Linked DNA regions of Homo sapiens: regions 2, 3, 4, 5, 6 and 7 are each linked to region 1. A link is a loop called in an ENCODE intact Hi-C map of the cell type or tissue named here. Cell type or tissue: mammary epithelial cell. All regions are shown on one strand. Region 1 overlaps NTM (neurotrimin). Region 2 overlaps NTM (neurotrimin). Region 3 overlaps NTM (neurotrimin). Region 4 overlaps NTM (neurotrimin). Region 5 has its middle 120 kb from the start of NTM-IT. Region 6 overlaps OPCML (opioid binding protein/cell adhesion molecule like). Region 7 overlaps NTM (neurotrimin).

Region 1 (4,000 bases):
GGTGTATGTGGTATGTGGTATGTAGTGTGTGCTATGTGATGTATGTGGTGTGTGGTGAGGTATGAGTGTGTATGTGGTGTGTAGTGTGTGGTGTGTGATGTGTCTGTGATGCGTGTGTGGTGTGGTGGTGTATGTGGTGTGTGTGGTGTGTAGTGTGTGCTATGTGATGTATGTGGTGTGTGGTGGGGTATGAATGTGTATGTGGTGTGTAGTGTGTGGTGTGTGATGTGTGTGGTGTTTGGTGGTGTATGTGGTATGTGTGTCATGTGGTATGTGGTGTGTGTGTCATGTGTAGTGCGTAGTGGGGTATGTGGTGTGAGTGTGGTGTGTAGTGTGTGGTGTGTGATGTGTGTGTGGTATGTGGTGCGTGTATTTTGTGTGTTGTGGTATATGGTGCATGTGTGTTGTGTGTTGTGTATCTGTGTGTGCTGTGTGGTATGTGTGGTGTGTGGTGTGTGTGTGGCTGGGTGTATGCTGTGGTATGTGGTGTGTGCTGTGGTATGTGGTGTGTGTGCGTGCATGTGTTTGTATGTGTGTGTGTGTATATTGTGTGTGTGTAAGAGAGATCAACAGGGGTCCCAGGCAAGGGGGATGAGTGGGCTGTTGGCAGAGGAAGAAGCGCAGCCCAGCAAAGGTGGAGCCTCGCTTTCCATAAGCAGCTTGGGTCCCCAGGCGCCCCTGCGCGATGTGGGAGTGGGAGAGACTGAGTGGGCGCAAGGGTCTCGCCACCTGGGTGTGTGAACGAGTGCAGAAATACAAACAGCTCCGAGCCAGAGGATCCTTAGTCCATCAATTCTTTGCAGAAGAAAAGTCTGATGGATTGAAATTGTCACACAAGAACGCTGTGAACAATAGCAGGGAGATACTGTTTCTCTCCAGCCCAGCTGTGGTGAGTTACTTCTTAATGGCAAGGTAGGGAGACACACACCACGGACAATGCTGAGGGTGACAGGAGATGCCTGTGCCAGTTATTTATTATGGGAGAGGAAGGTGTTCCTTCTACTTTTTTTCCTTCCATCACCCCCTTCTTTTCTGTGATAAGTGGGGGCTGAGCTGTTTGTGTTATGCAGAGGCTGACAAAATGAGGCGATCAGATTGGAAATCAAAGCTCTCACCATGGCTGGCAGTGTGCGGGGACTTCGCAGCCACCTCCCATGGCGGGGGCAGGAGGAGGGGGAGGAAGCAGCTGCTGTCATTTCTCCCCTAGCAGTTGTTTTTGGTTTTACTTTTATTTCTCCCAAGAGGAGAGGAGCTGGAGAGGGCAGCCAAACTAGCACAAGAAAGAAAAGGAGAAAGAGGGCAAGAATGGAAATGCGGAAGGAGAAAGAGCCCTACCAGGAGGCAAAGGGAGAGGGAAGCGAGAAGGAGGGAAGAAGCCTCCAGAACGTGCCTTTTTCCGATTTGTGCTGGCTGCGACCTTGCAGCCTGTTTCTCTGCCAGCTGCCCCTCCTTTGCTGTGAGAGGTGTTTTCTGTGACCCGCAAAGCGTGGTTTAATTTACAGGGTGAGTTGGAAATGATTCAAGCATCTGCTCCTTTCAAATGTTGGGAAACTGAGGCACAGCACATTAAGAACTATTTAACTTGCTTCTTTCGGGCCTTATTGTCAGTCTTTTTTCTTGAGAGTTCCAGAAACTATTTCCATCTCCAGCTTTCAGGATGAATAACTTATTCAGGCCTTTGCTTTTCTGGTGCGTTCTCCCAAAACTCCTCCTATTTCAAACTGCCCCCCAAAGTCCCTGAGCCTGAGTCTTATGGGTTGACTCTGCCCTCTGGTGGATCGAAAGGTGGTGAATGAGGCAGAAAAGGGAGCTCGTTCCAGAAAAACATACCTTGGCAGGCTTCCCAGGAAAGTCTTTGGTTAAAGCAACCCGAACCCAAAATGAATACAGCTCAATATGCTGTGATGTATTAATATCCTGATAAGCGAGTCAGAATGTGTTTCCAAATAGACCTATTACATAAGTGGCAATAAATACTAACCCATCTCTCACCTTGCTGCGGTGAGCGCATAGAGAGGGATCTGCAGTGTGGGATTCCAGGCAGTCTTGGCGATGCTGACCTTCTGACGGATGGGGAGGCCTGAGCCCTCTATAACACAGGTCCCCTGTGACATCCACATCACACAATCGTGCCCTTTGCCCACCTTTTTAATGACTTTCTATTTTGTTTTACAACCAGCAATCTGCTGCATGTGCTGGTCAACAGTATCTATCTTTTCTGCTGTGGCTTGCTGCCTCGGATGCTTTTATGGGCATTGATTCCCTCCACTGCTTCCCCAAAGAGGTTCTTTTCCTTGAGCCAGAGCGGCATTCCGGCGGATTACAGTGTCTGCCACTCTGCTCTCCGATTTATTGCCATCCTGGGCTTTAGTCTCCCTACATTCACAGCCAAGCCTCATTCATTTTGTTTTCTGGGGCGAGCAAATTGAAGAAGTTGCTATTAATAGGAGAAAGAGTGTCATGCCGGCAGACTTAGTAGTGTCTAACGTTATAGCCTGCAAGTCCCAGAGCCAAGCTCTTGTCTTAGATCCACCCTTCCCCATCCAAGGGACTGAACCAGGTGGGATGCTGGCCTGGGCATTGGCTCTCTGAAAGATTTACACTTTTCTGGCTTTTGTCGACAAAGGATATTCTCATATTTGGGCACTCTCATCCATATGTCCTCTCCTTTTCCCTGTGACCATCAGTTTACATTTGGCAGAAGGCTGTCTGGGGTTGTAGATGAAGTCTGAGGGCAGATGGCTGGGGACAGGACGCTGGAGAGGAGAAGCACATGGCAGTGGTATAGGATGGTTTGCTTCTCAGCTTTCCCAGACACTAAAGTATATGAATCCAATTAAAGTTGTTCTGTGAGTGTGTTTTTTTTTTTACATTGATAAACATGTTTGCTAATCATTTATCACAAATTAAATAGTAGAGCAATTTCTAAACAATGTCCTACAGATAATGAATGTCTTTTGAATATGCATACACAATGTTACATCTCAACTGTTGCTAGTCCTGTTTACTCTCTCAGCTGTAGAATTTAGAGGCTGCCTGGGGACTGTAGAGAGCAGGACATCAGATGTTGCCTCTCCAGGGACCATCCTCAGATCTTTGTGGACTGGCCCCAGGCTGTCCAGATGTATATCTCCTTCATGCAGAAACAGGAGCCTCAAAGAATCTTCCAGTGGGTTATAGTTGTGGGTGTAGGAGTTCACCCAACCAACTTAACTTGCCAGGTGATCACACAGGTACAAGAGGCTGATAAGGGGCTGGGCATGGTGGCTCACACCTGTAATCCCAGCACTTTGGGAGGCTGAGGCAGGTGGATCACGAGGTCAGGAGATCAAGACCATCCTGGCTAACACGGTGAAACCCCGTCTCTACTAAAAAAAAAATAATAAAAAATAAAAAAATAAAATAAAATTAGCCGAGTGCGGTGGCGGGCACCTGTAGTCCCCGCTACTCAGGAGGCTGAGGCAGGAGAATGGCATGAATCCGGGAGGCAGAGTTTGCAGTGAGCTGAGATTGCACCACTTCACTCCAGCCTGGGCGATAGAGCGAGACACCATCTCAAAAAAAAAAAAAAAAAAAAAAAAAAAAAAGAGGCTGGTAAGGTCAGAAATCACTATCGACAGTGTAGAAATTTTTCTTTGGGATGGGTTGGTGTCACAAGTCCCAGCAGGTTATTGAGTGAACAATTCTCTTTAGAAAGTGCCGCTGGAAAAGTGTAGTTTGCAAAAGATGTGTGTTTGTGTGTGTGTGTTGGTAGGGTGGATAGGGTGGGGTCTATTGGTCATATATTCTAGAAGAGGAATTTGGAGGTGGCTGTATAGGGACTTGGTATCCAAAACTGTTTGCATTTCTGGAAGAGCAATGTTGTATAGTGCATACAGCTGTGTACGTATTGTTACTATTGATGCTCTAAGTGATAGTTTAGAACCAACTTAGGGGATAGTTTTCCTGTGTCTCACACATATATTGATTCAGAGTCTCTGGCACTATCCTCAGTAAGGTA
Region 2 (4,000 bases), 430 kb before region 1:
AAGATTTTTATCATCAAGACAGGTTAAGGAATGGGGGGCATGGCTTCCAAACACGAAGGAGACTCAGGCCCCGTGCCTGACTTCCCAGGAAATCCAGCAGCTGCAGGATTATCTATTACCTGAGGGGAGGTGACAGGAGAAAATTACCCAGCACCAGCCCCATCTGTTGCTGAGCACCGTTTATTTCACCTTCACTTAATTCACTTGGTTTGTCATTTTTCCTTTGTCTCAGTGTCATCCACCCAAATCCTATGTATATATGCCCTGGTGTTCCCAGCTGGGCATTGTGGCTGCAGAGACAAAGCCTCGGGTATCTTTTCAATGAGCTGCAGTCACTATGGAGTGTCTCTCTCCTCCCCTCTCCACTGTCATTTCCTCCATAATTGATTAGAAACTGGAAGCGAGAGAGGAGAAGCTGCTTTTACAGCCTGGGTCTGCAGGTGGAAGCACATTCCTGTGTTTGACTTCGTCTCTGGAGACCTGTCTCTTTCAGGAAGAGGTGGAAGAGTATACATGAAGTATAGCAGACTTGTGTCACTAGGAGAGAGATTGCAAAATCTGGGCTCTCACACTATTCTTGGATGCTTGGTCACCCACCTCTCCCCGACTTTCGTTTTCTCCTCTGTCACATGGATCTAACACTTGTTCTCCTCCCTGCCAAGGTTGCTGTGAAGGCTCAATGAGACAGTATTTGCAGATGCTCACTACATCATATAGAGGCCTATTCAATGAGAACATGCATTTAAAGCAGTTAATGGTGCCTCGCATAGGAGAATTGTTCAATAAGGACCATTATTATTAGTGAGAATGTAAGTAATAGTGATGACTTGTTACCCTTGCAGCATCTACTCTTCCTCTAGTTCTCAAGCTACAGACCATTTTCATTCAACATTTATTCAGTCTCCACGGGCAGCACTGTATTCTGTCTTAGGGCTATGGTGATTTTTTAAAATGCAAACAAAATGCCATTGCTGGGTCTAGAAGCTGAGTCTGGTGGGAAAGGCCTGTGACAGAGTGGGAAGCAGGGCTTAGGTCTGCACCCAGCTCAGAGTAGGGGGAGTTGCCGGAGAAGTCCTGATGGAGAAAGTGACATCCCTCTGGGTTCTGAAGAGCTTAAGCCACCTGCTCGGTGGCGGGAAAGGGCGTGCAAGGCTGAAGCGGGAAGTGCAGTGAATGAGCTCAGGCAGGACAGGGAGCTGGGCCTGGGAACCACGGGCTGGCAGTACCTCCGAAGGACGGCTCCAGAGCCGAGACTGGACGTGTGGACAGAGGAGCTCTCGCTGAAGGAGCAGATTTGGTTTTATGCCAAGACCATGAGCTTTGCGGAAGGGCATAAAGGCTTTTAAACAGGATCAGGTGAGCCTGATGATCACTCAGGATTGGGTGGGGCGTGAATGCAGAGGAAAGATCAGCTGACAATGTAGGAATCTGGAACTCGCAGAGAAACTGCCTGCCCTTGGGACTCGCTCAGCGCCCTCGCAGCCGGAATGGGGCCTGGGAAGGGAGGAGCCCCAGCAGAGGGGCAGTCGGAGAGCCATGAAATTGCGACCTGCTGCCACCAGAGGGCAGTGTTGGACGGGCTGGGAGGAGCGCCGCCGCCGCCGGGAGGGTGCAGGAGAGAGCTGTCTGCCAGGGGAAACGCACGATGCGTTGTCCAGGACATTCTCACCTGAAAATGCTCTGGGCCACGGACAGGCTGAGGATTTTAGTACCCACCCCCCCGCCCTGAAAAGAAAAATCTCTGTGACGAGATAGGCACTGGGTTTGTATAAGAATTCAGAGTGTGGCCTTAGTGTCTTGGCCAGGCACCCAGATGCCACCTGCACACCTCTGGCTTGGTGTTGGTTTTATTGTGCTTGTCCTAAACCTAGCAGCTCCCCCTGAGATGATGTCAAAGACTGGACTGGGCTAGCTCAGAAAGGTTTCCTGAACGAATGACTTTACGCAAACCTTCATGCCGGCACATGTTTTCATACAGATTGTCTCATTGAATTTTTAGAGTGATCCGATGAGGCACATATTCAGGTTTTATAAATGCAATTCAGAGAAGTTACATGATTTTCCAGGAAATGAGGTTGTCGGGTTTTGATCCAATAGCTCAGACTCTTTCCTCTGTACCCAACAAACCTTGTCAGTCTCCTTTGTCCTTTGAAGTGGGGTGTTTTTCTCCTCCACAAGTGTCAAATCTGTGAATAGAGCATGTTTAGGAGCAACTTCACCGGCATGCCCACCTTGAGAACTAGGGGATGGAGCAGCGGGTCGGATGGAGAACCAGAAAGATTGAGCATTTATTGTAACAGAGGTCTTACATGGACGTTTCCCACGTAATCCTTAAGGCAACCCCATGGGTAGGATTATCATCCCAATATTCCATTGAGGAAAGAGGCTCAGAGAGGCAAACTTTCCCAAGGAAACACAGCTAGTATATATCAGAGGTCTATGTCCCTTCACTCCTGCGCTCTGGACTCTGATCCTGTCCCAAGAGTGACAGCAGCTGCAGTATGTGTGCCGCTCAAAGGACAGGGCTGGAGTGCATGAGAAAAACTGGACGTGTGGTGCAGAAAGGTGCATGTCTAATTATCATTGCAAACAACTAGCCTCTCAACAGAAAGTGTTGTTGATGTGACAGACATGAAAGAACCCACAGCCAAAGGGAGCCGGCCCCCAGGGGAAGGAGGGCGAATTGTACTTGGGACAAAAAGAGCTAACAGCCTCGGAGAGAACAAATGTCCTTGGTAGTATGGGGTGTGGGGTGATGTTGGGTGTTCATTGTCACGTGATGACTGTGGAAGGATGACACAGCACAGGACGCACCCGGGGAGGCCAGCAGGAAGGAGAGTTGAGTGCAAGTCCGGGAAAACAAGGCTTGATGATATGCTTTTGTATGGGAGTCTCAAGTTGCTTGAGTTAAGGTTGTCTGGGAGACATGAGTTACACCAGCACCCAGCACCATTACTTACTAGGCTCCAAAGAGGAAGACATATCAAGTTGTAGGGGCCTTCCCTTCTGCCCACAAGCCTGGATCAGACCACACAACATTGTGTTTCCATTTTCCATATGGATTCTGGACTCTTTCCAGAGAGTCATTCTTTCTCTATTAGTCCTTTTCTTTCGTACACCCTGTAGCTAAGTGACCCTCCACTGTACCTAACCTCTCTGAGCCTGATTCTCATGTGATAAATGTGGATGATACTGCTCTCCTAATGTGACTGCTATGAGAAGGGAAAGAATTGGCATAAATAATAGCAATTAGCTGAGGCAATGGCCCATGTTAAAGCCAAATAAATGTTGGTTTTATCTCTTGTTTCACCTTTGTGTCTCAAACAGGCACACCCACGCATGCACACACACACACACACACACACACAAGGCAAACCACAACCCTTGCCAATAAATCTATGCTAAGTCAGAGTTAACTTAGAAAATCAACATGGTGCAGAGGCTTTTAAAGGACTGACATTCCTCGGGTTATGGAAAACAATAATAATAAATCTTAAGGAATGTCACCTTGCCCCTGGCACTGAAGACAAGAACCCGTTTCGTTAGTGGAATAGCCCTGAGTATATGGAGAAAAGCGACAGAGATGATCTGTTCACAGCAAGGAGAGAGTGGCAGTTTTTAGACGAAGCCGGCTGGGGGCACGGTGGAATTGCCATGTAATTGTCAGGCTCTTTGCTTATTAATTTCTCAGATTTCCTTTCAAGATAAGGACACAAGGTAAGATGGATGTGAATATAATAAGCACAGAGATTACAGTCATTACAATTTTAGAATGAACTGGAAAATGTGGACACATCAGTCTGCAGCCAGTCGGATGGGTCTCTCAGAGCCTCTTGGAGACCACTGAGGGCTGCGGCCTGTGCCATAAGTGTGGGGCAATTTTGAAAGCCTTACTTGATCTACCGTTGCAGCTTCATCCAGAGTACTGTCTGATTGTTTTACATATTGGCTGATTATTTTCCATGCCCAGGACCTTTGGTAACCTTGGAAAATTGTTGGC
Region 3 (4,000 bases), 210 kb before region 1:
AGGGCTACAAGCATCCAGTGATCCTTTGTCTAGGCAAAGCTTAACCTCATGGCTCTGGTGAACTCCTAGTTATTTGTTGGCTCACGAGACCCACCTCTTCCACTCTTCTGAGCAAAAATAAAGCAACTTCCTTCCCCCACTCAGAAATGATTGTGTATCTGCTTTAAAAATGGATTTCAGGGGAGTTACAAATATGCAGTGATTTCAGACTACTTAAATAAAAAACCAAAAATAAATGTCTAGAGCAGTAATAATCAAGGAAATTTTCTTGTTCAAGAAATGCTTGTTCTCTGGATGCCCTCTTTGTCCCTAGTCCTTGGCTGCAAGGAGGGCCTCCCAGGGACAGAGACATTCTGAATGGGGAACATTTTAGATATAAATGGGATTTTTTTTTTCAAGGAAAAGGTGTAAGGTAGCTCTGTAGAGACTTGAAGATAAATAAACAGGAAGTGGGTCCTGGCAGACAGAGACCAGGCCAGAATCTGGTCTCCAGAAGGTAGTCTTCAAGGCTTATCAAAGTCAGGACTGTCCAGAGGGTGGCTGCATTCAGCAGAGGCTGAATCACGGGACAGGCCTGATTTAGGAGGAGCTTCTTTTTGAAATCGCGTTATCATGTACTGGCTGACTTATCTTTCTTTGTCTTCCCTTTCATGGTTCTTTTTTCTCATTCTGCCGGTCCCCCTCTCTCTTTCAGCACTAATGTTTGTTTGCATTTTCACATGTGTTCTCAACCCAGTGGTATTGTTTGGGTGTGGATGGAGATGGGAACATGGTGGAGCTTCCTTTCTAGACCCTTGAATTGACCCCAACCCAGCCAAGTTCCTTCTGGAACATCTCCTGCCATTCTGTGCCAGCCTCAGGGGCTGAATGTCTTCCTGACACTCAAGAGAAAGGCCCTGACAGTGGATGGAGCACTACAGGGCAGGGATTAGATGAGCTAGGGTCTGAGCGACACCAGCCCTTGACCACAGGCCTGACTTAGGATGTGAATCAGGCACCAGGTGTAACAAGCAACCAGTATGGAGGATGCTCAGGCCTCTCAGGATTGCCCTCCTTCTCAGACTCTGATGCGCTAGAACAAGGAAGGGCTGCCCTGCTGGGATGGACTTTGGTGGGGTGGAAGCCCCTGAACTCTCAAACATAGGTCCTGCATTTTCTTGTTCTGTGTACAGAGAGGCAAGTAGGAATTTCAGAACGTATTTTGTTTGCATAAAAATTGCTGCATTTTCACGTAACCTGACTGTAGGTTGCAACCATCTAGTAGTTCAGAGTTCTGAGTTATTTTCTTTTTGCTTTGTATTGTGTGTGTGTAGGGGGACAGAGGACCCTTCCTTCCTTCCTTCCATCTATCTTTCTTTCTTCTTCCGTTTGTTTTTTTCTGTTTTGACTAATCATATAACCAAGCTGTAAGGAACCACAACTAGGGGAGACCAGAGCACCCGTGCTCTGGCCTGGAGGGCCGCCATATCCATCTTCCTATGGGTGATTGGGTGATGATGGTGATACATGTAGTTTTCTTCATAACCAGCAGAGGACTTTTTGCTCTAATTTCATTTTATTCTGCTTTGTTCTCACCAACATCATATTTTGAGGATCTTTTGCAGTCCCTAAAGAATAAATGCTCAGCAGAAGATTCTAATTTGAGGAAACTTTAAAAAATGTTTTATCTTATCCAAGTAGCTCTAACAATCCTTGTGGAGGTATTGGGAAATGTTTCAATTAGCATAGCACTGACAGCCTGAAAAGAATTACAATTTGCAGTCTCCCACTCTTTCTGCCCTCCCGCTGGCATTCTGTAGGCATATTTCTTAAAAGGGTGAGGTAAAACAGAATCTGCATTAATAATACTATTAGCCAATGTTAATTGAGTGCTCACTATGTGTTGGGGAGTATCTAAGTGTTTTAATAATATCTCACCTATCATTCAGCCTCATGACATTAACACTTTAATAACAGCCCTATGGTGTAGGAGTTACTATTATCCCTATTTTACAGACGAGGAAACTGAGGTGTGGAGAGTTTACATGCTTTGATGAAGGTGGCACAGCTAGGAAGCTTTGAAGCCAGGCTATGAAGCACTGGTAACAATCACGTTAATAAGATACATAGTACTATCATTGGTCTGTTACTGTGTGAACATTTTATGTAAACAGTAACATTTACTCCTCACACCTCTCTGAAATAGACAATTATTCCCGGTTAAGGCCTAGAGAGGGGGAACTTACCTGAAATCACATAAGCAGCCAGTGGCAGACCAGTATGCTAGCTCAGGACTCCATTCCTTGACTTTGTACACCAAGCTTCCCAGGACTATTCAGGACCCTTTGGATTCGTGTTCCTCTCATTCCTCTGTGGCACTTAATGTCTTCCCTATTCATTTTGGCTTAGACCCTGTTTTCCAGTGTTATCTCTCTGTCTTCTTTCTTCCCTTGGGCTGCAGAGCACCTCTTGGAAAGCAAGAATCATGCCTTGTCATGGCATGAGCACTGTGTGCTGGCAGATGCTTACTCAAACAAAATGAATGAAAGCCAAACAACGATATCCCCCAGCTATATTCAGTTTATCTCCTTACCACATTTCTCTATCATTTTATTTTAAATTTCAACTACGGTCAATCAGAAATGTATTGAGTGGTTCTTTCAAGAAGGGGACTGTATTAGTCCGTTAGGCAGTGCTGACAAAGACATACCCAAGACTGGGTAATTTATAGAGAAAAAGAGGTTTAATGGACTCACAGTTCCACGTGGCTGGGGAGGCCTCACAATCATGGCAGAAGGCAAAAGGCACATTTTACACGGCGGCAGATGAGACAATGAAAGCCAAGAGAAAGGGGAAACCCCTTATAAAATCATCAGATCCTGTGAGACTGATTCACTACCACCAGAGCAGTATGGGGAAAACTGCCCCGATGATTCAATTATCTCCCACTGGGTCCCTCCCACAACACATAGGAATTATGGGAGCTACAATTCAAGATGAGATTTGGGTGGGGACACAGCCAGACCATATCAGGCACTGAGCTGGGTGTTTGGGTGTGGAAAGGCGTACGGCCTGGACTTGGCTTTTGGGGGCTTGGGTCCAACTGGAAAAGCTGGCTGTGGACAAAGAGGTCATGGACCTTGTGAGGCAGAGTACACCATGAAAACGTGGGCGATCACGCTGTCCGTGGCTGGAGCAGAGCCCCTCTGTTGGAGTGAAGGCTTTCTGTGGGTTGGCAGGACTGCACTAGCTCCTAGCTCCTGGGTGGAAGTGAGCAGACATCAGTGAGGAATCAGAGAGCCCCAGAAGCCCCAATGCATGGGTGTCATTCACTTAGAGACCTTCACTAAGCATCAACACACCTGTCACTTGGCAGTTTCAATGAATGCTTTCCACATTTCAGAGATTCCCCAATTAAGGCAGCAGCTAGTAAAGTGCATTCTTTCCTGGGGATCACTTGGCAGGTGGGTATCAGAGGCTGAACGCTGCATTCCATCGCGCCTCTAGACCATAGGCTTAGCGATTGGATGATGTTGTTTTTCCCGGGTGAGTTAGGAATTGAAGGTCTGAGAAATGTATGTAATTTTGGTTGAGTTTTGATATGGGACTCCATGGAATCACACAGACTAAATGTGGTTTTGATACTTGAGAGGACGCGGGAGTCACCCTCTAGATGAAGGAAGCTGCGGCACTTTGCTCATGTCATGTAAGGTGCTTGGAGTTTCATTTGATAAGCAGATGGATTCTCTGGTAGTCCCTCCAGCTACTCCACAGCCTCTTAAGGGCGGAACTAGGCCTCCTCCAGGCTTGCCTCCTAATCCGCAGCACATGGCTTGGCCTGTGGAATTTGCCAATAAAATCCGAAGGACTCTCATCCTGCCTTTCCTTTCACTCACTCTGTTGTGGACACCCATAAACACAGCTTATTCCAGCTGCAAAGCGTTTCCTCTTGTGGTCCGCCCTGCTGGGAACACCCCTACCCTGATCTTCCCATGGACAGCTGTTTCTTGTCATTTTGGCC
Region 4 (4,000 bases), 380 kb before region 1:
CGTCCGTCTGTCCAGGAATGTTTCCTTTACCCTCTTTGTGGGAGTCGTCATCCTCTCCTACTGCCATGGATATAATCAGAAGGACCGTGAAGGTAGATGTGGTGGGGAAAACAACAACAAAAATCCTCCCGCCGAAGGTGACTTTCAGGGCTGGTGAGATTTAATTCATTTCCCTGTGGCAACCATCAGGGACGGACATCTTTCACGGGCTGGTTGGGTACATTTCTTACATGCTGGCGGGATTTGGACGCATGCTGTGCCGCTCTTTTTCAACGCCGGAAAAGTAAAACATTGCCCAATGGGGAGCTCTCCACTGACTTGTGTGTAGGAAAATGATGTAGCCAAATTGGTGTGGCGGAAGTTTTACAGAGAGGAAAGCAGGAAGCGGCAAAGAGAAGGAAGACAGATGCTCATGAATACGTTTTTCCATTATGTTCCCAGGCACTAAGTTTGCCTTTCTTGATCCTTACGGTATAATTTTCCAGATCAAGATAAGCATTAAGCATGTTGTCTGTCTCCTCCTGTACAATTTGCAGTTTCAGGTTATGCTCAGATTGATAGAACTGTGAGTATGCAGAGACATTAATAAGCCTATGCATTTAAATAACCTTTATCTTCCAAGGAGCTCAGTTTTATAAATGATGGGACATTGCTATTTTTTTTTCCTGCTTCATATGCTTGGCATTTTTATAAAACTTTGAATTTCAGTATCATCCTTCATGAGTCTAGTGTACCCTCCGAAAAAGGCAGCGATGTCAACAAATTATTATAACAATGAGTCAGTGATACCGAAAAGAATCAGAGGACTGGAGCTGAGGTCCTCACATGTCACTTATCAATTTGCTGTAGTAGTCATAGCCATGTTACTTAATCTTAGAAACTCAATTTTGATACCTGTAAAATTGGTGTAAAAATATCTAACATATACCTTTGTGGTGAAGAAGAAAAATGACATACATATTTTTTAATAAAGCATTCTGTTATACATATATGTTAAGATTATGATAAGCCTTTCTTAGAAGCCACTGCATACCTTAGGAGCAATTTATTTTTTATACTAATATGCTAGAGGGAAACTAAGGCACAGATGGAAAATGTGCTTCTCACTACTACAATCTATAAATCAACAACTCCCCAAACTCTATGTGCAGTCAAACTGTCCTATGAACTTACAACTCACTCTTTGAATTGCCAGCTGAATAACCCACGAGCACCCAAGCTTAGCATCTCTTCTGAATTTCCTCACAATCCTCCTCCTCCACCTGAGTCTTTCTGCAGAAGCTGTTCTCTCTTCCAGTTGCTAGCACACATATCTGTGCCTTTGGGTTGTGTCTCCTAAATCTTTCTCCCATCAGCCTTTTGCTTGCCATTCAAGCTACCAACATCTTAATGAAGTTCCTCCTGTGTCCCTATTAAATGCAATAGCTTTGTAGCTGGACTCTCGGCCTTCGTTGTTCTCCTTCCATACCCCTGAAATCATCTTCCACATCTGAGATGAGTGGTGTAAATAAAATGCAAAATAAACCATGTTGCTTCTAAATGTCAAACAGTTCTGTGGGGCCACATGGACCATAGGATGATCTCAAGCTTTTCTGGATCTTGGGATCCAGAGAGCCTTGTATCACATGACTTCTTAAATGTCTGCCACTGCCAGTCCTGCCTCTCACTGGAACTGCCAGCAACAGCAAGGGAATTTCCTGAAAGCTCCATGCAATTTTTTCATGTCTCTGCCATTGACATTGTATTGTCTTTGCATAGAATCCCCTCCCCGTGTTCCTTAGCTTGACAAGCTCCTCGTTATCCTGTGATCCCAGGAATGTCTCCACCAGGACACAACCAACACATCACCACCGTGTCACCATGACTGACAACAGGCCCTCCACTGTACTCGCCGGGCACCACATAGCACCTGCCATTGTGCATTGTGACTTCAGTATTACCTGATACATCTTTCTTAGCAGAATCCATTACTTGTGTACAAGAAGCGTTGATGGTACTGTTCATATGAGATAAAGGTGCCATAAGCTAAATGTGTTCAATTAGGTATTAGAATTGTACATGCTTGGTCATATAGTCACTCAACCAAGTCTGTTAAGGGTTTACTATGTGCCTTATATTCTAGTAGGTTCTGGGTATTGTAGTGGCAAAGTGGTTCTTGGTTAGGCGTCCAGGTCATGTATCATGTAGTACATGACGGTGGACACACACTTGCCACGCAGTCACCAGGACTGTGGACATTGTCTGAAAATAGTGGCAGAGCAGCAGATAATTCTGGATTCTCACCGGCAGGGGTCAGTGCAGCTAAGCAGACGCCGCACAGCCGGCTAACTTGGAAAGACATTAGGAGCTTGGTCTTGAATTAATACCATTCTAAACGTTTTCTATTTATATGTGAAAATTCACATTTCTTTGCCTTTTGGGACCAGGCTAGATCTATTCATTCTCCTTTAATGGCTTTGTAAACACTGTGCCTTCCATGACCTGCCCCCTCCTCCCTGTGCCCATCCACTGCCTCTTACTCCATGAAGTGATTTTATTTTGAATGTATTCGTTTCCTATAAGAAGAGAGCCTCTGAGTGAATCACACATCGGTTCAAATGACCTTCTGTTTTGAGAATGTTCCCAGGGGGGTGCAATTCTTTTAATTTATTTAATCCGATGTGCTTTTTCAGAATGGCTCTCCTCTGCAAAACAGATGGGAGGGGACTGCCTGGCACTACTTCTCTTTCTCTCCACTACCCTGGAGGCTTGGCCTCTGGGCAGAAAGCTTGCAGGAGTGTATGGGACTGGACGGTTCCCAGTGCCAGGCGGCCCTGCTTTCCTCACAGCATGGGGGCTTTTGACATCAGAGGGGCCCCGGCTCGGCCTTTCTCTTGGGTGTACCTCTGTGGCCTGCCTCCTCATTTTGTTCACACAGAAAAGAAAGGACATAGAGTAGCATATGTCCTCAGCACTTAGATCATGACCATTGCACTTAAATAATCAACACTCTTTGGGCACTGTGATAAATCAACAGTTGAAACAGGAGTGGGCACTGGAGAAGCTACAACAGATGCAGCCAACTTTACTTCCGGATGAAGTTGTTCTGAATCAACTCAGTACTGGAAATCATAAAGTGATCAGGAGTGTGGCAGTACAGATCACAGGGACCTGGGTTTCAACCCTGGCTTAGCCACTTCCTAAGAATGTGAGCTTGGACCGATGAAGATGTATAAGCCACACTTTCCTGGCATGTAATAAGGGAATGATACAGATATCCACTCCCAGGGCTGCTATGAAGAGGAAATGACATAGAGCTTACAAAGTGCTCAGAGCTGTGTCTGGCACAGAGTGAGCATCTAAAAATGGCAAGAAGAATGCATGTCATTATGACATTTACAGGCTATATGCTACAGGCAAATCATTATTTTTCTTTTAATAATTGAAGGAATTTGACTTGTTAGGTGGTCCCTACCTTGATCCCTTAGCCCCTGGGACACACCTCTGTTGTTGACGTATGTCCCTGCATTGTCACTGTTTTTTTGTTTGTTTTCTTTTGTTTTGTTTGACATGGAATTTTGCTCTTGTCACCCAGGCTGGAGTGCAATGGCATGGTCTCAGCTCACTGCAACCTCTGCCTTCCAGGTTCAAGAGATTCTCCTGCTTCAGCCTCCCAAGTAGCTGGGATGACAGGTGCCCACCACCATGCTCAGATAATTTTTTCTATTTTTAGTAGAGACAGGGTTTCACTATGCTGGTCAGGCTGGTCTCAAACTCCTAACCTCAGGTGATTTGCCCTCCTCAGCCTCCCAAAGTGCTGGGATTACAGGCATCATCGTTTTATGTAGAGGATACCAGGACATTTCCCTGTCAGCTGTGCAGGGCAGACACCGAATCTTAAACATTTCTGTGTTTCTCGCATTGGGCAGAGTTCCTGGATGCAGCAGTTGCTCCGAGAATGCCAGATGAAAGCAAGCTGGGCATGCTGTCTGGGAACCCTGTGAGCCTTGGGTTTCCCCTG
Region 5 (4,000 bases), 270 kb after region 1:
GAGTGTATTTCCCCAAATCGGGGAGGGGTAAGAAAATACCATCGCTTGTAGGGGTCACAGAAAAAGAAGGGTGGAGGTCCACAAGGTTCAATAAACTAAAAAGGTCATCAGTTTCAAAAAGAACCTATTAGAGGTCATTCATGCCAAGTTCTAAATTAGTGCTGTTTGTTTTTTCTTTAAAATTAAGCACAGTAAGAGATGTTTCATGAAGACAAAAGACATCAAAGACAAGACAGGAATTTTTTCCACAAATGTGTTAAAGTGATGAAATTTAGCATAGAGACTAGGTGATCTGCCACTTCGATGTGAGGATCCAGATGATCCATTCTTTGGTCACTGGGGAAGTTAGTGGGGAGGTGGGTGGTCTAGCACCTAAACCCAATGCGGGGTGAAAAAGCCCATCCTTCCAACTCTTTAACAGGAGCTCCGAATACATCTTACCACTTAGAGAGTCTTAAGGTAGGAGAGTCTGTATTTTTAAGGGCAAATAAACCTTGAAAGAGGAAATTTACCGGTCATTTACAGACCTCAGTGTGAATGTCTTCAATAAATGAATCCCATTGTCTCTTCTGTGTTCCAGTTTTCAGGACAGAAGTAAAAACTTTTGATTGGTGTGTGTGTGAGGAGTTAGAGAAAAATTGGAGGTGATTTTTGGAATATAAAACACCCCTAAAAAGGGAAAGGGAGAATCTAAGTAGAATTCAGAGCTACGTGCTTTGGCCAGTCTCAGGGAAGAGGAAACTAGCACTTACATTTCATTATGTACCACGCATACTTATCTCATTTAAATTTTCTCAGCCCTGGGGGTGGCAGGGCCATTGCATTTTACAAATGTAAAAGAGCACCTCATGGAGACGATACTTGTTTAGGGTCATGGTTGGGCAGGAAGCCCAACCTGAGTGTTTGTCTTATATCCATCATCAGGAGTCTTCTGGCCAGAGGATGCTGTGGAGCTGGGTTGGAGACAACACCCAACTGTATGGCCACAGTTCCTTACTTGCATGTCAGTTGCCTCCAGTGTGGAGAAAAGGGAGTGGTAGAGATTCCCTCTTCAAGGTGGTTTATGCCCTTGCGAGTGTTCTGGCCTTCGGTCTTAGCAATATCACTTTACGTTTAAATGATCCTGTTCCAACTGCCCACTGGGCTTCTTGGGGGCAGGAACTGTGTCTTCCTTAGTACGATCACCTGGTGTCCAGCACAGCACTGCTGGCTACAGGTCCATGGCAGGGAGACTGCAGGCTGTCTTCAGTGTCCAGTGAGGGAATCTTTCCCAGCACCATTTGGATCCAGCCAACAGTTATAAAGTGCCCTTTGTGCTCAGGCGCCATGCCAGGCGCTTGCAGATAATTTTTATTCGTTAATTCTCACATCGCCCTATGACACCGCTATGATAATTCTTAATTAACAGATAAGGAAACTGAGGTGTGGAGAGGTAAGAGGGCTTGCCTCAGGTTTGATGGTGGTTGGGTGTTAAGATTTGAGCACATCTGTCTTGTGACTCCACATTCAGCATGCTTTCCCCACACCAGGCTTACTGAATATCCCTCCAAGGACGCTGCTGTCTATCAGAACTAGCAGGAAAAAACATGGTCTTTGCACAATGGGAACTTAAGATAAAGAAAAGAAAGAGAAATACCTAGGGATGCTTTAAAAAGCAACATGCCTGAGGCTAACAGGTAAATGGCCAACTGACCAAGGCACTGGGGAGCCAAGGGGATTTGGAGTGATCCCAAGTAAGTGGGGTTAATCAGAGGAGGCCACGTTTCCTGCAGGAGGTGGCATCGGAGTCAGCCTAGCCAGCAGGTCTGCATTGCAGAACTCACTCACTGAAGAGCGTGCTATGCTCACTTGAAAGTGGGTGTAATTAAGTTCTTCCCTGAGCAGCTGCAGAGCATGCAGGTTGCTGGGGCTGCCACGAGTGTATTGCTAGTGCCCCCCTGTGCACAAAGGAAGAACTGAGCAATGTGCGGGGTAAGCGGGGTGGGGATGGAACAGCTGTCTGTGCCCTTCACCAGGAGCATGCATTTCCATTCTCACATCCCTGAAACTGCTCCTTTAGTCTGAGGAGCATGTAAGTAAGCAGGGAGACCTTCCCCTCCTCACATCCCAGCTGCAGTGAGCGAGTCTCTGTCCCTGGGCACTCTGTCTGGGAGCTCTGCCACAGGTACTCGCCTCCACAGATGTGCTGTGGACAGGGCAAGCTGGAGCTTCCCTTTAGGGAAGGAGCAGGAATTTCACTCCCTGGCCAGGCTCTGTGCAATTAGGACAGCCTGGTCTAGTTGAAAGAGCCCTGGGCTGGGAACTAGACACCATGAGCTCTAGATGTCAATGTTTTTGCCTAGTTTTGTTTTGCTGGGCAATTTGTTCTCTGGATTTCAGTTTCTTTGTCTGGAAAACAAGTACTGGTTCACGTGCCGTTGGCCAGTGCGTCAATAGTCCAGTGCCCACGTGGTCCTTCCTCAGCTTTCCAGTACGGTGGTATATTTGCTCACCTCCTCTCCTGCCTTGCTCCTCATTCTCTCTATCCCCTTGGAATTAGTCATAAAGAATTTGGACGGTTTAGTGGGTTAGTTTATATAGGTTAGAAAATAAAAAACAAAAACAAAAACAAAACAAAAAACAGATGTTTCCTGAGGCTCCTCTGGCTGCCGACTTAGATTCCATGTAAGAACAATCAGCCCCACCCTGAAGATGGACAACACTTTGTTTCCTTAATTTAATTCACCTTGACACACACACACACACACACACATATATATATATATACATGCAGTGACTATGTACGTCAAATGAAATACTCCCCCGTGCCCCTCCAAACTGATAAGCTCAAGGAGATACTTACTTGCATTGTAAAAACTGCAATACAGAATTATATCTTTGCTATGCTTACATCTCTGTAAAATTATGTATTAGACAAGAATTTGAGAGCAATATTACAAATAAAACAATAAGACAACAGTTGATTTGATGAGGATTGTGAAGGTGGGAAGAGGAAGCTTTGAATGTTATAGTGTTGTCTATGCAAATACACACGTGGACCATAGTAGGTATTTATAGACATAAGTTTAATAGACACAGGGCACCATAAAACGTGGACAGCAGGGAGTCACTTTCATAATGGCATCTAAAAAGTCTTGGTACAGATGGCATTTCAATGTCAACATTAAAAGAGGAAGTTTGCATACCCAATGAAGCAGGCTATGGATTAAAAGAAACAACAAATGGATTCATTCATTCATTTGTTCACTCACTCATTCATTGTTGGGAATACAAAGGGAATTGATGCACAGTTCATGCCCTGCAGAAAAATACAGGGAACACAAACTCAAAAGAGTCGAGAAACGTACATTATCAGGTGAACACACAAACCCGAGAAGTCTTTCCCAATTAGCCATTAATGATTGCTTCCTACCTTGGCAGCTCATTGTTTATAAGCAATCTGTCAGTTATAAGTACTGCTATTATTAACAGTATTATTTACTCTGCAGCTATAGAGCTCACTGGGAGAAGTGGGAGGGAGAAAGGAAAGTGAGAACATGGGGGGCTGTGCATTTTAAATGGAGGCCTGAATTGGGATGGTAGTAACGGGAAGCCAAGCTTTCAAGTACTTAGTGAAAACTAGAAAACACTCCTAACAAATGAATGGATCCCGAACTGTACACCTGATGTACACCTGCTGTGGTATACAGCCTGCCTCACCTCTTCATTCCCAGGGCAGTTAACAGAGAATGGTGTGCACTGTTTGTATTTCCCTTTCTTCCTCCCAGAAGCACAAACTGCATGTCTCCCGGTGACTTGGACTGCACTGACACCAGTTGGATTTTACCCAGCAGACCAGATGCAGGTGGGAGATTCCCCATCCGCACCCCTCCCTGTGTGCTTGTGGTTCATAAGCCAAGCCGACACTGCAGGGAGGTACTCTTGTGGTAGGTGGTCACATGGAGAGCTGGGGCTGTGGGCAGTGCCTTCTCCTTGCCATCTGAACATTGGGTCATCCTGA
Region 6 (4,000 bases), 940 kb after region 1:
GGCATCCTTGGAGACCCCACTGCCCACTCTTGCTGCCAGTTCAGCTTCCATCTCCTGTTCCAGCTGGGGTTTAGGGCTGCCTCAGCAACCCTGTCATTGATCCCAATCCTGATCACTGGACCCAAGCATCGTTCCCGCCCCTGAGCCTCTGCCTTGCCAAGCTGTACTCCACAGCAGCCTCCCTAGGAATGGCTTTCTGCCTTGCTCCAGCACTGCTGCATGCAGCCAGCCGGCAGCTGCAGCGCTGGGGACTGATCTGAGGTACCTCTGCAAGACACCACTGTCTGTAAAGACAGCCGCATCCTCCTTGTGCCTGTCCAGTGCCTCCCATGGCCGGGGGCCAGCATGGGGCTTTGGGGTCATGGAGTTTTCCCGTTGTATTCCAGTCATTGTCTCAGCACGTGCTGTGAGTTCTACCGGTCAGTCCAGAGACCAGCCTTCGCAGTGTAAGTTTAGTTCCTATTCTGTCCCTTCCTATCTCTTTCTAGGGGCTCCAGTCTATAAGAGTTACCCAGAGTGGTACAGGCTCCGAGTGAGAACAGACACATGTCATACAACGGCGGAGAGAAGCAACCAGAGGGCTGGTCCCCTGGGCCACGGCTAGCCCTCAGGGATGCCTTTTCCAGCCTCCTGTCTCCTTCTTAAACCCAACAGACTAGACAGCCTCCCATGGGGTCAGAAAGGAGGAAAGCCACGTTGTGCTCTTAGAAAAGGTCCCAGGGAGCCACATTTCGTGGGCTCTGCAGTGGTGTGCCTGCACTTCAGACTGTGAAGCGGCTGCCTTCGAACCTATTTTTATAGGATGTGAATGATGACTTTGGGTCCTATTAATCTGCCGCAAGGTTTTATTCAGTCTCATGGTCAGAAAAGGTCATTTACAGAGCTGTTGGTTTTTTTTTTCGGAGGGAGTTTTGCTCTTGTCACCCAGGCTGGAGTGCAATGGCTTGATCTTGGCTCACTACAACCTCCGCCTCCCAGATTCAGGCCATTCTCCTGCCTCAGCCTCCTGAGTAGCTGGGATTACAGGTGCCCGCCACCATGTCCTGGTAATTTTTGTATTTTTAGTAGAGACGAAGTTTCACCATGTTAGCCAGGCTGGTCTTGAACTCCTGACCTCAGGTGATCCACCCACCTTGGCCTCCCAAAGTGCTGGGATTACAGGGGTGAGCCACTGAGCCCAGCCCCGGTTGGTGATTATTAATACCAGCTAGATCTTCAAAGCCATTCCTGAATTGAGAACGATTTCATGGGTGTTTTTGTGAAACGGGCTAGCTGTCAGCCGGGATTGATCACTTGACTGTGTCAGTTGCAGACAGGGCTGGAAGATATGGCTTTAATTTTCTTTCTTTCTTTCTTTCTTTAACCACAAAACAAAACACAAAACTGTTTCCTCAAGCCCCTTGTATTGGGGCCTATTGCAGGTGAAGGGGGCTGACCAAAGGAAGGAGGTGGCGCTGATCCAGAGGAGGCTGAGTGAGGGGTGGAGCGGAGCCCAGCCGAGGGAGGGAAGGAGAGGAACGCCGGCCCACTAGCCGACCCCAGCGCAACCCAGCGCGGTTCCCAGACGCTGCCGGGTAACTGATGCCGCCGGCACAGCTTCTGTTCTCACTTGTGGAGCTTTGTCTCCCCTCGCTGGGCAGCCCCTGGTACCGCAACCCGCCTGGCCGCCTTCCCGGCTGAGGCCCCCGGGCAGAGCTCCTCCGCAGGGAGCATTCCCGTGGACAAACACCCCTTTCCCTGGTAGCTGTGGCAACAGTTGATCTGTGGCAGCGGACCAGGAGGAGGGTCAAATGGGAGAAGGGACGGCCAGCTGGTCCTACCAGAGACTGTCGCTGGCGTCCTCAGGGGCCGCTGCAGGGCCACCTTGTGTGCTTGCCCTTTCCCCACGGTAGACTGCCCCGGGAGGGGGACTGTGCTGCCTGAATTCTTGTCCGGGTGGGACTGGCCTCGGTGAAGGATCCGGGAATGGGACTTCCGGGCCGGGCCGGAGGGGAAGTGTCAGGAAGAGCTCAGGCTTTAGCGAGCCTGGAGGGAAGGGAAGGCTGAGGTCTCCTCTGCCTCCGCAGCCACACGGCCCGGCGCGGGGCGGGCCGGCAGTAAACCTAAGAAGGCTTTATTCATTTCCTGGAAACGTTTCCTGGAAGCCTGGCATGTGCTAACGATACAACATTGAACAATACAAAGGTCCCTGACACGGAGCTTACGTTGCGTCCACCAGGTAGACAGGACACATACAAGATATGAAGCATAGTACATGTTTAATCTGGATGAGAAGAGGAGAAAAATAAAACAAGGAGGGAGAGGCGACCTGTCAGGGGCCAGGGTGGGGTGAGTGGAAGAAACGGTGTCCCTGACAAGGTGCCTGGTGGCCTCACCCGGAGGAAAGCACGGTGCAGAGGAAACGGTTCAGTCTGGTGCTTGAAGCCCCAGGACCCCCGAGAGAGCCGGACCTGGACGAGCATGAAGTCCCGCAGGAGGAAGGCGGCCCAGAGCCTTGGAAAATCCATCTGTGCTGAGCCTGGGCTGGGCTGCTTCACTGGGGCCTCCGGGGGCAGGATCAGCCCTGGAAAGGGCACTTTTAAACCACGTGTGCAGATGCCCACCAAGGGAACAAGGTCAGAAGGAGCCATGGCTCCAGAAGGGGTGCCGATGACGTGGCCCCCGGGGTTGGAGATGCACACCCCGCCACTGCCTGTGCTCCAGGGCAGAGGCACCTGCCCCCTAGCCAGACTTGCTTCGGAGATGGGTCGTCTCCAAGGCGCTGCCTGGAGACAAATGTGCCCCAGAGCCCAGCAAGGGCTGTAAACAAGCCGTTGTTACACGATATTGCCCGTGTGTAGGAAGGGCATCGCTTCTTTCCCTCAGTACAGTGGACACACCTGGCTCTAGCGGGCACACGCGGCCAACCTCAAGGCAGTGCTCTCTGGTTTGCCACAGTCTCACATTTGTCTGCCCAGACACGTAACTGGGACCTCAAGGGCCTTCTGTCAGCCTTGCCCTGGGATATCTCCTCCGTGTGGACAGGGTGCTTCACTTGGACTCACTGGATGGGACTTGAACACCTGCAGAGTTAAAGCTGAAACACTACCTGGGTCATTTTGGCCAGAGTGTGCACAGACCCGCAAGCACCCGAGGCTCCTGCTGCTGCGCACGCTTCCTGCCAACGTTCCCTTGCCCGAAGCTCCCTCCTCTCCCGGCTCCACCCATCACACTACTGAATCCCGATACAACACGTGCTGCTCCATCCTGCCTGTCCACACCTCTTTCCTGTGACTCTCCTCCCTCCCGGGAGTGCGCACGTCTTCATTCGTCCATCCCCTCCTGACATGAGAAATGCCATCCTCTGTGGGCCTGAGAACCTTGGTGCCCGCAACATCTGATCTCCTTAGAGTGCTAGAACAGAGCCGCCTGCCCAGGACCCTCAGGCCAGCAGCACCCTGCCCGCCTCTGCCTGCCAAGGAGGGACCATGGCCTGGGTGGTTAAGGGAGTGGGACCCTGGCTTGCCTCATGTCCACTCCTGCCAATGGCCACTCCCCTTTCAGAGGAAACCAACTCTACAACCAGTTAACAGACTAGGAATTTAAACCACAGCCACTTCCCCAATTGCAGAAACATTACTTCACCTCTCAGAGTAATGGACCAGCAATGCTGAAGACGCCTTTAAAAAAATGCCAGTCTCACTGCGCCCTCTCCTCCAACCTCCCCTTTCATAGAAGAGGTTGCCAAAGTCTAGGGAGAGTACTAGGACTTGAAGGAGGTTCCTTGTTAGTTCAAGGAACCAAACTCTGGTCCTGACTTGGGTCCTGCAATATTTTTATTATGCCAGGCGAAATCCAATTCCCAGTTCTGACTACGGTATCCAGCAACAACTAAGTCATTCTATGTCCTGGTGCAAGTCATTGGAAGACCCTGAGGCTCAAATCATCTGTCATATGAGGCTGCCACCTCGTGTTCTGTCTCCCATGTCCCTGCGAAGTTGTTGTTTGTTGTTTGTTTTTG
Region 7 (4,000 bases), 98 kb before region 1:
GTAGACCTTGTCTACGCTACTGCTTCCTGAATTATTCATAGCAAATTGGGCATGAAACTTACAAAAGAAACTCATCCTGAGAATTATCCCAATTTAGTACAAGGCTTGAAAAACAAACAAAAAGCAGAGTTTACTGACTGTCCATACCATAGATCCCTGATGGTCCAACTCTTGTCTCCATTTCAAAAGCCCTGATGATCCTTTTCCTTTTCCCCTTTTGTGGCCCCACATGATATATGAAATTTCAAGTTTCTTTGCCTTGGGCTGGAACTACAACAACTGATGAATTTGTGCTGATTGTCTTATGCTGATCTGAATCTCTGATTGATAGAGGAATCCCTGATAAATAAAAATGGGGAAATAACGATCAATTTATGTAGATCAGAATTTCTTAACGATATCATTTTCATTTTCTCTGAAGAACATATTTTAACATTTATTGCAAGGCAAGTATCCTGGCAACAAATTCCCTCAACTTTTGATTGTCTGAGAAAGTCTTAATTTCTCTTTCACCTTTGACGAATAATTTTGCTGGATACAGAATTCTAGATTGGTGGTTCTTTAGTTTTAATACTTTAAATATTTCACTCGACGCTCCTCTTCCTGTATGCATGGTTTCTGAAGAGAAGTCCAATGTAATTCTTATCCTTGCTTCTCTATTGGTAAGCCCTCTTCCCCGACCCTCAGTTTCTCAAGTTTGCCTGTCTTTGATTTTCTGCAGTTTGAATAAGATATGCCTAGGTGTAGTTTTTTGGTATTTTGATTAGTGTTCTCTGAGCATCCTGAAACTGTTGTTTGGTTTCTGTCATAAATTTTTGGAAATTCTCAGTCATTATTGCTTCAAACATTTTTTCTGCTTCTTTCTCCCATCTACGTCTAGTAATCCCATTGCATGTATATTACACTTCCTTTTGTAGTTGGATATTCTGTTCCATTTTTTTCAGTTTTTCTCTTCAAATTTCAGGTTTGGAAGATTCTATTGATATTCTTCAGGTTCACTGGTTTTTCCTTGGCCATATCCAGTCTATTGATCCATGGCATTCTTCATTTCTGTTGATTTTTTTTTTTATTTCTACCATCTTCTTTTGAATTCTTTTTTACAGTTTTCATTTTCTGCTTACATTCCCCATTTGTCCTTGCAAGTTGTCTGCTTTTTCCATTAGAACTCTTAGCATATTATTCATAGTTACTTTAAATCCTCAATCTGATAATTCCAACATCTCTGCGATATCTGAGCCTGTTCTGATGCTTACTCTGTTTCTTCCAGCTGGTTTTTTTTTTTTTTTTCGTCTTATAGTATGCTGGTGGTACTTTTATCTTTAAAGCCAGACATGATATACTGGGGTAAAAGAAACTGGAGTAAATAGATTTTTAGTTTAAAGTTTTATGTTTCTGGCTAGGGATCAAGCTGTAATTATTGCTTGTTGTAACTGTGTCAGAGGTTAAAGTTTCCTCTGGTGTTCTTGTTTTTGATTTCCCTGTTGTCCCTAGAAATTTATTTTCAAATACCATCTGAGATACAGAATTCTTTCATTTCCATTCCCCTCTTGTTATGATGAGCTACTCCTATGGATGTGACCATGGGTGTGGGGGGAGGGAAATCTTCTATAGAGCCATGAGTAGGCCTCAGTATTTTACTAAGCCTGTGCCCCTGCGCCGTGAGCTTCACAAGTGTGTCTCAGGGTTGCTTTTCTTCCCCCGCTCAGGTGAGACAGGAAGTGTAGAAGGGGCTGCAGTTGGGTATTTTCCCTTCCCTGCATCATTAGGCTCTGGTAATATAATTTCTATTGAGGGCAGGCCTTCATAAGAACAGGATGCATGTGTCATATTTCAAAATGGCTGCCTTTGCTCTCCCCCTGCTGGATGCATGAGGGGATTTTTCTTTGATCCTTACTGTGAGAACCTCCTAGGGCTCTTGAACCTCCTAGGGCTCCTATTGAAGTGTGGAGTCTCCCAAAGTCTGGAGCTCTCATGTTTTGACCCCTAAGACTTGTGCACACTGAACCTCCAGCAACTCATCAGTTCCATTTTAGTTTTTCTATCCTGATACTGGCTCCCGTAGAGGGTTGTATGGTTGGTTGGTGTGGGTTTTTTTTTTTGTTTTGTTTTGTTTTTTTGCTACTGGGCTTCTGCTCTTATAAGTTGTGATTCTCTGTATCCACCTGTCTTTTCCAATTTAGGGGCAGTGTTTTGCTCTGTGACATCTCTGAGGATCTCTTTTTTTTATTTTTATTCTTTAAGTTTTAGGGTACATGTGCACAATGTGCAGGTTAGTTACATATGTATACATGTGCCATGTTGGTGTGCTGCACCCAGTAACTCGTCATTTAACATTAGTTATATCTCCTAAAGCTATCCCTCCCCCCTCCCCCCACCCCACAACAGGCCCCGGTGTGTGATGTTCCCCTTCCTGTGTCCATGTGTTCTCATTGTTCAGTTCCCACCTATGAGTGAGAACATGCGGTGTTTGGTTTTTTGTCCTTGCGATAGTTTGCTGAGAATGATGGTTTCCAGCTTCATCCAAGAGTTGTTGACTTTCGGTTTGGTCAGCTTTTTCCTTTTCATGTGAAAAGCATGATGATGATGACTCCAGCCTGTTTAGGTGCTTTAATGGAAGCTGGAAGGTGTTTGCTCCAATAATTATCACTTAACAAATTCAGTCCACATAGTCCATCAGTCAAAAAATAATCATATGGGCCTTTAGTTGTGAAAAAGTGGGAAATAGAGTGAACATCGGCTTATAGTTACTACTATTTGTTCTTATTAATGGACTTTTTTGAAGGAAAAATAAGAAAAGCATATAAGGGAGGGAGTGGAGGAGGTAGTCAGAGACGAGGAGTGGGTATAAAGTCATTTCTGCCTGTTATTCATGAGGAAAGAATTATCAGGACCTTCATTACCAGTCCTCGTGTTTACATAGGGCAGGCTTATTTAGGAGGCATCAGCAGTGTTCCACATGAATGAATTTGTCATATAACTAAGCTATCATCCTTTAAATGGAACTTAAAACATTGCAATCCTTTTTGATAGAGTTCTTTTTCTAAAATATATTATTGTTTTGTCTTATTGAGCAAAACATGGAGATTATCATTTGTCTTATTTTGTTACTCAGGTCATTATTGAAAACATCAGTCACAGAGTGACTCTGTTGTAATGTGGAGTAGGTAACTGAGGCCATCTACACCTAAACACACTCCCTGTCTGGCTTCATAATGCCTAGCTTAGTTACCCCTCTCCTCAAACACTCCTAAAACCCCTACCCCACCTACTCCACCTAAAATAAAATTAAATTTATTAATTACTATTTTATTTGTGTCTAAGCTAGTCCAATTATCTCCTAAAATCATCTCGTATATCACTTTGTGATATACATACAACAATTAGGAAACCCAAACCAAAACACTGTGCTGTAGGATAGGGAGAATGGAGCCTATTATTTAATTACTCACCAGACTTTATGCATGAAAATCGTTTTCTGGCCTATAGGCTAAAAAGTAAATACATGCATAATATGTCATTTGTACTGTGGTGTACTATGGAGAAAAATAAACCATGGCCAGGGGCTTAAATGGGACTAGAGATAGAGGTGGTCTTGGAAGCCCTCTTTGTTAAGATAATATTTAAGTAGAGATCTGAAGGAAGTGAAGAGGGAAGCCATTTGGATATTGTGGAGTTGGAAGAGGGAACCTCATATGCCAAAGCCCTGTGGCAGGAGTATGCTTTGGATCAGGAAACTTAAGAAGAAGATATGATTCTGAGAAAGGGAACAAAAGCAGGAGTGAGAGTGAGAAAGGGAGAAGAAGCAGGAGATGAGAGCAGAGAGATAGTGGGAAGCTAGATCACTGAATTAGTCAGCTAGTGCCACAATAGTGCTGCATAAAACTCATGGGCTTACAAAATAGCATTTTTTCTCACTTTGGACTTGTAGGTTCGCTGGGAGGACTATAGACTGAAAATTGGGCTCAGGCTTCTTCCACATATGTTCATTCTGGGGCCCAGA

The links. Hi-C counts contacts between places; a loop is a spot of excess contacts. Peaks named below come from ENCODE experiments on the same cell type or tissue, not always from the same donor. Only the 100,000 strongest peaks of a DNase experiment are listed, where the experiment ranks them.
Region 2: a loop joins it to region 1, with 9 times the contacts of the local background. A loop is called at or near these places in 10 of 110 quality-filtered maps.
Region 3: it touches region 1 in a loop (14-fold over the local background); 23 of 110 quality-filtered maps call a loop at or near these places.
Region 4: it touches region 1 in a loop (11-fold over the local background); 18 of 110 quality-filtered maps call a loop at or near these places.
Region 5: a loop joins it to region 1, with 10 times the contacts of the local background. A loop is called at or near these places in 24 of 110 quality-filtered maps.
Region 6: it touches region 1 in a loop (16-fold over the local background); 10 of 110 quality-filtered maps call a loop at or near these places.
Region 7: it touches region 1 in a loop (9-fold over the local background); 5 of 110 quality-filtered maps call a loop at or near these places.

The regions. Positions count from the first base shown.
Region 1 is chr11:132,125,381-132,129,380 of GRCh38, forward strand. The region is part of intron 2 of NTM (neurotrimin); the gene reads left to right. Among named protein-coding and RNA genes, the nearest start is that of NTM-IT, 160 kb to the right of the region's middle. RefSeq lists enhancers at 961-1,010, 1,111-1,160. In mammary epithelial cell, a CTCF peak has its summit at 1,765 (motif pointing left); a DNase peak (open chromatin) is centred at 1,791; H3K4me3 peaks cover 781 bases; H3K27ac peaks cover 1,345 bases.
Region 2 is chr11:131,693,444-131,697,443 of GRCh38, forward strand. The region is part of intron 1 of NTM (neurotrimin); the gene reads left to right. Among named protein-coding and RNA genes, the nearest start is that of NTM-AS1, 32 kb to the left of the region's middle. In mammary epithelial cell, a CTCF peak has its summit at 1,560 (motif pointing right); a DNase peak (open chromatin) is centred at 1,558.
Region 3 is chr11:131,912,948-131,916,947 of GRCh38, forward strand. All of the region lies in intron 2 of NTM (neurotrimin), which reads left to right. Among named protein-coding and RNA genes, the nearest start is that of NTM-AS3, 18 kb to the left of the region's middle. In mammary epithelial cell, a CTCF peak has its summit at 1,521; no DNase peak of the experiment used is centred here; H3K27ac peaks cover 142 bases.
Region 4 is chr11:131,746,070-131,750,069 of GRCh38, forward strand. The region is part of intron 1 of NTM (neurotrimin); the gene reads left to right. Among named protein-coding and RNA genes, the nearest start is that of NTM-AS1, 85 kb to the left of the region's middle. In mammary epithelial cell, a CTCF peak has its summit at 2,291 (motif pointing right); no DNase peak of the experiment used is centred here.
Region 5 is chr11:132,400,317-132,404,316 of GRCh38, forward strand. No RefSeq gene overlaps it. Among named protein-coding and RNA genes, the nearest start is that of NTM-IT, 120 kb to the left of the region's middle. In mammary epithelial cell, a CTCF peak has its summit at 1,939 (motif pointing left); no DNase peak of the experiment used is centred here.
Region 6 is chr11:133,062,679-133,066,678 of GRCh38, forward strand. The region is part of intron 1 of OPCML (opioid binding protein/cell adhesion molecule like); the gene reads right to left. Among named protein-coding and RNA genes, the nearest start is that of OPCML-IT1, 300 kb to the right of the region's middle. RefSeq lists an enhancer at 2,036-2,609. In mammary epithelial cell, a CTCF peak has its summit at 1,636; no DNase peak of the experiment used is centred here; H3K4me3 peaks cover 940 bases.
Region 7 is chr11:132,026,975-132,030,974 of GRCh38, forward strand. The region is part of intron 2 of NTM (neurotrimin); the gene reads left to right. Among named protein-coding and RNA genes, the nearest start is that of NTM-AS3, 130 kb to the left of the region's middle. In mammary epithelial cell, a CTCF peak has its summit at 1,846 (motif pointing left); no DNase peak of the experiment used is centred here.